2 separate regions of the Homo sapiens genome follow, and region 2 is linked to region 1. Evidence: chromatin contacts called from ENCODE POLR2A ChIA-PET data. All regions are on one chromosome and are shown on one strand. The core of a region is the stretch at or near the end of the contact, and the rest is flanking DNA. Distances in the headings are between cores, read along the strand shown.

Evidence for each region. ChIA-PET counts read pairs that join two places held with the same protein, here RNA polymerase II (POLR2A).
Region 2: POLR2A ChIA-PET joins it to region 1 with 13 read pairs in activated CD4-positive, alpha-beta T cell. The contact joins the enhancer-like site here to the promoter of ARRDC3-AS1 in region 1. POLR2A ChIA-PET finds 5 or more read pairs at or near these places in 2 of 52 experiments (OCI-LY7 and activated CD4-positive, alpha-beta T cell).

The regions. Positions count from the first base shown.
Region 1 is chr5:91,377,872-91,383,125 of GRCh38, forward strand. ARRDC3-AS1 (ARRDC3 antisense RNA 1) reads left to right here and starts at 2,476. Exons shown (of 3, transcript NR_027435.1): 1 at 2,476-3,053. ARRDC3 (arrestin domain containing 3) reads right to left here. Exons shown (of 8, transcript NM_020801.4): 1 at 4,942-5,254; 2 at 823-904. The coding sequence starts at 5,221. RefSeq lists silencers at 2,338-2,517, 3,138-3,207.
Region 2 is chr5:119,334,991-119,340,244 of GRCh38, forward strand. LOC102723444 (a long non-coding RNA gene) reads right to left here. Exons shown (of 5, transcript XR_007058912.1): 5 at 4,796-5,254. It also overlaps a transcript of TNFAIP8 not described here. Among named protein-coding and RNA genes, the nearest start is that of TNFAIP8, 18 kb to the right of the region's middle. RefSeq lists an enhancer at 5,215-5,254. Within about 2 kb of position 2,756, at least 5 of the 41 ENCODE cell types and tissues checked have a DNase peak (open chromatin) inside an H3K27ac peak, as active enhancers do; they include OCI-LY7, where a contact is called at or near this core.

The sequences.
Region 1 (5,254 bases), core at 1,226-3,725:
ATAACATCTCAAGCACTAGAATTAACAAATGCAGAATTAATGTACATTTGTCACCTGACAAAATCTTATGTAATCTGTTTATTCTCCAGAATAATCACCACAAGTGCCATTTTGCAGGTTTTAATATTTGTTAAAAGGCATTTTTTTTTAAAAAGTTTGTATCATCTCTTCCAACAATCTGTCATTACTTTAAGAATATACCACTTTCCTTTTTCCTTTCTTACTAGATTCCAAGTTTTATATTAATGTATCCTTGATGCATGTTTCCTTTTAAGCCTGGGTCATATCTCTTGTGTGACCTTCCCAATAGTTCTTTGTACAGAAGCTATTAAGTTCATATCAGAAGAAAAACATTTCTAAAGTTAGGATATTCCTAATTATTTTTATTTTCGAAACTTACTGCTATTGGTTAGTATTAGCAGAAAAAGTAGAATATAGAATTTTTTATAAATTGAAGCTACTAAGACTTGATAGGGTCTATCTTTTCTCATAATGATAATTGATAATAAACTAAGTATAAAGTGGTTATTATTCGACTAGCAACTTCCAATTCACTCATGTTAAAGGAAACCCTATTCCTATTTTAAAAACCTCATAAACTTTAGGAAAGAATACTGAAAATTGAGTATGCTTTCTATAATTTTGCCACGCTAGATTAAAAAATAGCTTCTTATGTTTAATATATTGTTTTCCTCTAGCAAGTTTCAGTAATGAAAAGGGTTTTTTTTTCAACTAAAAATGTTTAAATTTAGAATACTTAATTTTAAAATAATGCTCTGATCATAAGTATCTATAAAAATGCCTATTATTTATAATACTTACGTCTGTGGAAGCTCGAAGCTGAATGCATATTCATGCCTTCCTGAATGAATAGTGTGGAAGCCTTCTTCGGAATTATCATCATCTAAAACAAACATAAAAAGAAAACAAAGAATTTATTATTCAACATTTACATACTCCGCAGGGTGGCATAACTTTAAAGATGCTTACATAACAATTAAGACCACAAAACAAGCTTTGGAGTCTGAGAGATCTGAGTTCTAATTCTAACTTCATCATTTCCTCTGGACAAAATAAAAATCCTGTCGTCAGCTGCCTTATCTGTAAAATGGGGATAATGAATACTCACACCCCACAGGCTTTTTATTTTTTCTAATGGAAAATGACCCAAACTGCAAAGCATCTGTTTATAAAATAGTATATATACTCAAAAGGCTCGGGTCTCACATCATGGTAAGACAATGCTATCCTTTGTCTCCAACGGTTTGCTTAAATTTATCACATTAAGACTATAATGTATCAAAGAAAAACTGTTCATGCAACCCTCTTAAAATATGTCAGTTTATAGGGAATAATAATACCAGATGTGAATAGAATAGATACTCCAAAACCACTAGAAAACCTTGTCAAATAGACGGAGTAAAAAAAAAAAAAAAAAAAGCCACACATTGATTTTAATGTCAGATTTATAACTAAAAATAATTATTTATTGAACTAAAAATAATTATTTATTGATCTAAAATGATCACAACACTCAGTTGGTCCTAGCAACGACTAAAACTTGCATAAACTATACCTTAGATAATTACAAAGAACCGCATTTAGGTGGTGTCGGCTTATAAGGAAACAATATTTTCCAACATCCTTGAAAAAAATGAAGTCTAACTATTAATAGTTTCCAGTTTCTATAAAAAAGGGATGACCTTTCATTTTACAACCAATTTTTTTGGTGAAATTATTTTTTTTCAAGTGGCATGAAAATAAATATAATCGAAAATATGGGAGGGGGTTCTAGATCATTAAAGTGCCTATTTAGCGTTTTAAATAATTACAGAAATATCTTTTAAAGTTTTCTTGGTGTAGAAACCTTTACGATTAGCCCCCAGAGTAGAAAAAACTGGCACATTATTTAACTTTCCTTCAGCAAAGTATTGGATATACACAAAAAACGTGATGCCTCCCTGATATTAAACGAGAAAAAGGGGGAAAAAAGCATGTATACGTCGATACTTTCATTTAAAAATCATGGTGATTCGCTTATGTCTCCATACAATTTTCCTCGTCCCCTGTGCAAATTCCCCTGAACGGATTTCAGAACCAAAAACTAGCTGATGAGCTGGGGGCCATTTAAATTCGCTCCCCTCGAAGGCGCCCGAAGTTCGCCTTCCTTTCCCTTTCTTCCCTCTTCGCTCCCTTTTTGTGCCAGCTCAGCAGTCTCATTGAAGCGAGCGGCGGCGGCCGCGCCGTGGTAAACAAGTGCCGGGCTGTCAATCAAGAACTAGACCGGAGCAGGAGAGGACCGGCCTAAACCGGCGCGAGCAGATCCCAGCCGGCCTGCCCGCGCGCCGCCGCCGCCGCCGCTGCCGCCCGCGCGCCCCGCTATACATACGGCATACGTCGCGCGGCGCTCGCGCCCGTGCCCGCGCAACCTAGCCTGCTGGCCGGGGGGCGGGGCGAGCGAGCCGCGGCGCTTCCGCTTTACACGCCCCAGCCGGCGACCGGTTCCATCTGGCTCGGGCCACTCTGACACCTTTAGTTTCGGCAAGGGATATTGGGGTGGCGAAGGGGAGGCGGGGGCCCGAAGGCTTCGGAAAACGATGGGGGAGGGGGCAGAGGATACCCGTCGAAGCCCCCCCCTCCCCCAACATTTCGATATTGGAATCACTTTCCTTCTTCCTCGGGCCAGCCTTTGCTCTGTCCCCTCAGGTCAACTCAAGGTAGACAGTGTGGCGACTGGAGAGGTCGGGGAACAAGCTTTGTTTCAGCTAAGGGGAAAACAAGCGTTCACAGGAGTCCCCTGACACCTCCCACTCGGAAGATAGCTAACGGGGGTCCTGCCAACCCTTCCCATCCAACTTCCATCTGAAAAGGATTTTCTGCTAAAGTTGGGTCCATGGCCATCCAGCACCTGTAAGGCCGGCAGGAGCGTCTGCCCTCTACTCAGTTAAAGCCTGAAGTCGTTTCCTTTCGATGGCCCTTAGGAGGCCCAAAAGAGGGGCGACAGAACATGATGTTGACACGGGCTGGGCGCCCCCAGAAGCCCGGGAACAAACGTGAGTACGGGCTGGGTGGGGGTCGCTCTGGAGGAACCTTTACCGGCGCACGCCGGTTTCCTAGCCTCGCCCCAGCCGCGGCGCGAGCTCACTCTCCCCACCCGCCCGCGCCCAATCCAATCAGCGCCTGCCATCGCCTTAGCAACAGGCTAACAAACCTGGCTCCGCCTATCCCGGGCGCCCGGGGCGGGGTCTCAGTTACCAGGCTAGTTTGAGAGCTCCCAGTTTCAAGTCATTGAAACTATTCCAGACTGAGCTCGTCTACGCGTTGCAGGGTTTGGGGGGCATTTTGTTGGGGGTGCAGGGCATTTAGTTTTCTTTACCACGAAATCATGGTGCAACTAATGAAATTATATTTGTCCTCACATCTCGTTGTTCTACTTTTCCCCACTGCAAGTCTTAACCCCTTGAGGAAAAATCTGTTTTCTTTCATCCGTTTCATAAAAGGCTGCAATATTCAGAAAGGTACAAACACAAAGTCATCTATCTGCTTTTCAACAAATACCAAGGCTGTCATTAGGCATTTGCATCTCCTATCAGTGTTAACACTTGGAGAGATTAATTAGTTATTTCAGGATGCAAAGTACCTGTATCTAACTACGAAAATCCTGCTAAAGAACTGAGTTCACCTTAATAGTTTCAAAAATAATGCATTAATACTGTCCCTCAAAGCATCCTTCATTTCTCACTTGCCTTAGTCATCAGCACTTCTCCAGGATGTACGTTTTTAATATAAAAAATAAGGTAAAATATGTCTCTAATTTTTTTTCTGAAAAATCGCCAACATCTGAACTAAATACTGCATTAAAAAGGAGAGGCACAAAAATTACATAACCAGTTTTAACATTATATTCTTCTTGGGCTAGGAATTAAGTCATCGCCACCACCTGACGCGTGTAACCAATCTGCTGAGAGCAGAACAAGCGCCCCTCCTCACCACCCCCCAGAACTGGTCCGAAACAGGATTGAACCGCTTCTAACAAAGGGTGGAAACTTAGAAAAACAAGCCTAGAGTCTCCTATATTTCCACAATGTAACCATTTAAACAATAGATTGGAAATCTCAGGACTCCTTCTCCTTTTGACAACCCTTTATCTCTCTCTTCTAACCAAAAATCAAATCCAGTGTGCCCTATACTTTTCAATTCCATTTGACTGGCATGGGTTTCATTGAATGCACGTTCCAAAGTTAGACATGATGCTCGGAAAAGAAAATTACTGATCCTAAATGGCTTCTAAACCTGACTCGATACCTATCATAATGACAGATAGTCATTCCTTTAAAATAAGGAATGCTGGGTGTAAATTTTTAAAGGAATGGTAAAGAATAGAGAAAAAACACGTGGGGTGTTGATACCATATGTCAAAATAAGCCACAGAAATCTTTTATGAAAGAACAGTCATCAATTATTTAAAGTCTTTTGCATTCCAATATTAAAAATGAAACACACCCATTAAGTCTCTTAAAAATGTTATTACATTTCTTGATCGAAGTTCAGTTTTTACATCTTAGGTTGCAAGTAAAAGGGCAAAAATCTAAGACTGCAGCTTTTACCAATTCATTTGAAAATATATTAGTAAAACGACTGAATTGGATTCAAACAGAATTTATAAGTAAGGTGCAAATGGACTACAAGTGCGTGTGGCACAGACCGAGCCGGGTACAGAGGTAGCTGAATAAGTGTAGTTTGCAGTCACTTTGCAGATGCCTGCATGCATTACGGCTTAACACACGATGAACGTCAAGGAGAATCCAAACCTTCCAACTTTGCTAACCTTTCTCAAACTGCTTAGTTATGCTAGGAGTAGAATCACGTTAATTCAGAAAACTGAAAAGGTACGTTTCCAAAGAAAATGAGTCCAATGACTTATGAATAACAAAAACTTACCTCTTTCGTGCCCAATTAAGATGTCTTTATGGTTGAAATACTCTACTTCTTCAGTGTAATTCTGTGTATAGGCAGTATTGGAGCCGGCGTTTCTAGATTCAGTCCAGCGTACTTTCGCATGTCCTCTTGCATGAATTTTAAGAGATTTTACTCTGATTTCCCCAGTAACTTCTAAATTTACCCTTCCTGAGACGGTATCCCCACTAGAATACACAGGGACATTGCTGTCATTAAGACAGTCAAAGCTTATTGTCAAACTCTTCACCTTTCCCAGCACCATGTTTATAACAAAATCTATAAAAATATAATGTAA
Region 2 (5,254 bases), core at 1,506-4,005, about 28 Mb after region 1:
TGAGAACGAACTGTAAATTCGTGGTTGAAAATAGCCAGGCTAGAAGTGAAGGGGAGGCAAGGTTGTGCGTGCCAAGCTGAGAACCGTAGTGGCAGAGTGGCGCGTAGGAGCTTGTCTACTCTGTTCCTGGTAAATTTCACTCTTGGATATCAGCACATCCTGACCATGTTGCCATCTAGTGGAACTGGCTGAATTGCCTGTGGGAGCATCACCACCTTTTCCCAATTCAGGATAAACTCTAGTGTGATATCCTGGCAATAGGGAAACGTACTTCTCTTTTGCCTAGGAATTTTAAATGAACGAGAGAGAGGAGGTGAGTGCTCTCCCCAAATCACATTAATTTAAGGAATTTCTCATAGACAGTGTCTGGAGTCCATGGCATGACTGCTGAGAATGCTGGGTGTAAATGTCCATCAGCTTAAGGTATGGAGCGAGCAGGAAGCAGTGCTTGGGAGGTTCTGCAGTGGAGTGAAAGCATACCGCATCTCGCTCTGGGCCCTTTATGTTTCACCTGGGCTGGCTTGTTTTTGTCATGTGGTTACAGAGTCCATCCCAATGGCAGAGAGAGCCCTCTGACCATAAGCACCACACCCCACAGACCCCAGACCAAAGACATTGTAAAGGTCTGTAATCCTTCTGCCCTCCCTTCCAGCCATCCATGGACATATCTATTCAGCAAATACTTCTTGAATTATGTCCCAGGCACCTTCCAGGTACTAAGGCAGTGAACAAAGCAGATAGAAATCCCTGCTCTTGGAGAGCTGATATTCTAGGTGTGGGCAATAAACATCAACAAAATAAATAAGTAAAATATATAATAAGTGGAGAACCGAGTGCTAAGTAGAAAAAGATATTTTCAAGCTGAAGAGGGAAATAGGGATTGTTGCAGGGGGTGAGGGGGTGGAGGTGGGTAATTGTGGTTGCAATTGTGAGTGAATCCTCACTGAGAATGTGATTGATATTAGACTCACCTGAGAAGTGTGAGGAAGCCAGATGTGGATATCCTGGGGGAAGAACTTTCCAAACAGAGGGCAAGCGGCTGCAAAGGCCCTGAGGTGAGAATGGGCTGATGTGTTCCAGAAACAGTACAGAGGCTTAAGGGAGGGGGAGAGATGAGTCAGAGAGGTGGTGAGGGGCTAGATGGTGGGACCTTGTGGACAGTTATAATGAATTTGACTTGTACTGGGCATGAGATGAGAAGCCATTTGATTTAGTCCAATCTTCTCATTTACAAATGCAACGTAGGCCAAAGAAATCAAGGCAGGTGTCCCTGATCATCCAGCCTCATGGTGTGAGAGCTGGGATGAAAACCTGCCTCCTGCCTCTGGCACTCTTCCGGCCACCCTGCCTGCCCTGGGGGATACATAACCACATGCAGCTGTAGACTTCCAAGTACAGTGGTCTGAGAGGAAGAAAAGTGCTGTGGGCTCCTCCAGCACCTGTGTTTCAACCTGGTTCATCTTAGATATTCCCCTGCTGTGTCTCTGTCTACCTATAGAGGCCTCATAACAAACACAGAAAGCCTTAGACTTCTTATACTTCTTATTTCAGAGAAATACTCTGCTGAATATTGCCTTGCTTTGTTTTGCTATGGAGATAAATCCTTCAGGTTTTCCCAATGGTATTCTGCCCATTAGCTGTGAAGCACAAGAACCTACAGTCTCATAAAGCCTCCCCTATTTCTTATTTGCATTCATTTTTAAGCTATTTGGATATAATAAATATAAAATTTCTACAGTCCTAAGAAGTTTGATCACCCCATTCTCAGTATCACCCCCTCACCCTGAAAGTTGGTAAGACTGAATATTAAATGTTATTTAAAATGAATTTGAAAACAGGATTACTAGTTGAGGAGAGAATGTGAACTCGCCACCAAGTACAGCTTAACATGGACCATTTTGGCCCAATACTCATTGTCTTCTTGTTTTACTTTGAAAAAGCTCAAGCCTTTTTTTCCCCTTCTATCTCCTTTAGATCTTATGACCATTGTCCTCTGGACACAGGCCAAATCCTCTAATATCACTTTATGATGAAAGTCTGGCCAGTGCTAAGTATAGAAGAAAATGACTTTGTGCTGTCATCGGCATTGTCTCCTGTTTAATTGTCTCCTAGCCTGTATCCAGTGGACAAAGTGACATGAAATATTTGCTTGTGGAGAGAACTCATCCTGAATTCTCTTGCCTCATTCTTTCCCTTCCTGTTATAGCAGAGCTCCCATTCTAGACTATATGAGATTTACCTCATCATCATATCTTGCACTTGCATTTGTTTGTATAGCACTATTTCTTTTTTGCCAACCAAGGTGATTTCATGTTTATTTGTATATGTTGTCTATAAATGAGCTTGACATCCCACCAGCTTGAGCCATTAGGGTTAGCATTGATTTGCTTCCTTTGGTATCATTTCTCCTTTCAGTAAAATTGCCTGTCACTAGAACCTGAGGGCATAGACCTCTGTGGTCTTTTGGTTTCTATTTTTAGGAGAGTGGTGCTCCTCAGGGAGCTATCTGAGCTGGATTTGATGAGAAGCTAAGAATGAGTGCTTGCTGGAGGTAATTTCGTTATCAAAACTCAGGGTCATGTGCTTGGAAGTTAGCAGCCAGAAAAAAAAATAAAATAAAAAATGCCAAGGCTAATAGGACAACAAAGTACATGCAGAAATGCAGATATTAATGCGGGGCTGCCGTGAGCAGTAGGCCGTAAGAAAGCTTGACAAGAAGCATTTCTCCAGTTCCTGTTTACCATCTAAACTGGAGCATTACAGCATTTGCTGCATGTGGGAGATGGAGAATGAGAGTGCTCAGTTAAAGTTGCCACCAAAGAAAGCCTCATTAACACCCTAACTGATTTCCCCAGCTTCCAGAAAATCTTTCTGTTGGAATTCAGCATCTCAGCTGTAAGACTGCCAAGTAGAAGTGCAGAAATGCAGTTTGCTGTCTGCGGAGCCGCAGGTGGACTTTGAGCACATTCTAAGACAAAAATCTGGCCAGACCTTAATAGGCCAGGGCTTTCCGCTGATTTGCCCCTCTCCTGCTAACTGCTGAATAATGTTCCTCCCCTTCACCACATGTGCCCCTGAGCTCCTCACCACACCTTCAGCTCCTGGGAGAGATCCCAGGGCAGACCTGACATCCTCATTCCTGGCTCCTTATTCCAGATTGGAATCTGGAACTTTGACACACACACACACACACACACACACACACACACACACACACACACCTTCTCAGCACCTAGTCACACCCTACAAGTCTTGTCCTTTTTGCTCCTGTCAGGCAGGCAGCCACCCCCAGTATGACAAGGATATTCTCACATGGGGATTATCAGGAAGCCCCGTCAGGAAGGGTAGGGCAGCATCAAGCTGTGAGTCGGAGAGGAAGATCAGGGACCCAGGTCCTACCTTACAGACCCCCTACCCCATCTGTGCCTCTGTGGTGTCTTAGCATCCACCCATTTTTCCCCAGCCTTAGGACTCTGCTCTCTGCTATCAGTCACCAGACAGGCCAGACATGGCCCTGCTGGAGAGGAGGCTTTCGGGCTACCCTCTGGCCTTTGTTGGACAGCAGGCTTGAGGAAATGGGCAAAAGCATTGATCAGTTGTGCATCCTTGGGCTCCTTCACTCACTGTCCTTCAGGTGTTGGGAATGTTGTAAAGCCAGCAGCAAGATTAGAAATTTTCATGCACTATTCCTCCTTAGCTGCCCAGGATGTTACATCCGTTGTGGCTTTTACTGTACAAGAAAGAGAAACCCCAAGTTAGACTTGTTCATACAAAAGAGATTTTTTTGTTGGCTCACATAACTGGAACAAAGTTTTGATTTAGCAGTTCAGTGATGTCAAGAACCTATTTTCTAGCTTGGGCAACATCGTGAGACTGAGACTCTATATATACAAAAAGTAAAAAAGAATTAGCCTGGCATGGTGGTGTGTACCTGTAGTCCCAGCTACTCAGGAGGCTTAGGCGGGAGGATGTCTTGAGCCCAGGAATTTGAGGCTGCATTGAGCTATGATTGTGCTACTGCACTTCAGCCTGGAAATAGAGCAAGACTTTGTCTCTTAAAACAAAAAAAAAAGGCCCCATTTTCTGCCTTCTGTGATTGAGCTTCATCCTGAATTGGCGTCTCTGATGTTGATAAAATTCTACAGCAATTCTAGACTTCATATCCACCATACACTGTCCAGAAGGAGAGAGAGAACTGGCTTCTTGTAGTTGTGTCAGAGAAGCAAGTGACTTTTTCCAGAAGCCCCCAACACATTTCTGATGCCTCAGTGACCAGCTTATTGGCTATGGCATCTGCTGTGATGATTGGCTTAGGCTTGGGTTGCCTAAACTCGTCACTCTGTGGCAAGGGGGTATGGGATTTCTGTGATTTATTTAAAATGATCAGGATTGCTACCCAGGGAGAGAGAAATGGACATGCTGTTGGGTCAGCCACGATGTCTACTACACAGGTCTCCTCTTGTGGTGTTTTTTTTTTTTTTTTTTTTTTTAAACTGAGTTTCTCTAATTTGGTGACTGGCTATGGTATGTAGTAAATGGGGCCCTGTATATGGGATTGCCAACCCCTGATGACAAATGTCAGATGCTATCAGGGAGAGCAAGAACACAGATTTTGTGAACCACAGTAGCACTGCAGATCACAAAGGGATTCTCAGAGGTCGATAAAGCATCACCAAGGTACTAGAAGGTTTGGTAAGTTGAACAATGAGAATAAGAAGTAGAGCAAATTAATTATAGACAGCTCTTCAATCTATGGTAATTACATGCTCCGATAAAACACTGAAGTCCAATATAATTTGTATTTAAAAACTGTTTAATAAGGCCATATGTTTCTGCAAAGAATGGCCTTACATTTCATAACTATGACCTTAATCACCATATTTGATTAATTATTTTATCTATTTTAATGGAAATAAATGGGCTGTGGATAATGTAAAGCTTTGGAAGCTGCACACAAATAAATGAAATGGGGCAATCAGTCATAGAGAGTTTCATTTAGTTTTCTCTAGATGAGTGCTCCAGGAGGATGGCTGTCTAGAGCAGGGGAAGGGTCTGGGGCAACATTCAGAAGGCTGGTGAAAATGAAAGTCACAGTGACACAAGAAAACACCATCTTGTGGTAAGTCAGTTGGAGCAGAAGAGGTAGCCATTTATCTTTTAGATGAAATCTGTGGCTGGAGTATCGGATTCCAAACTCCACAGCGTTGTCCCTAGCCAGCCAATCTTCCCCACCACATGAAATGTGTGGAAATAT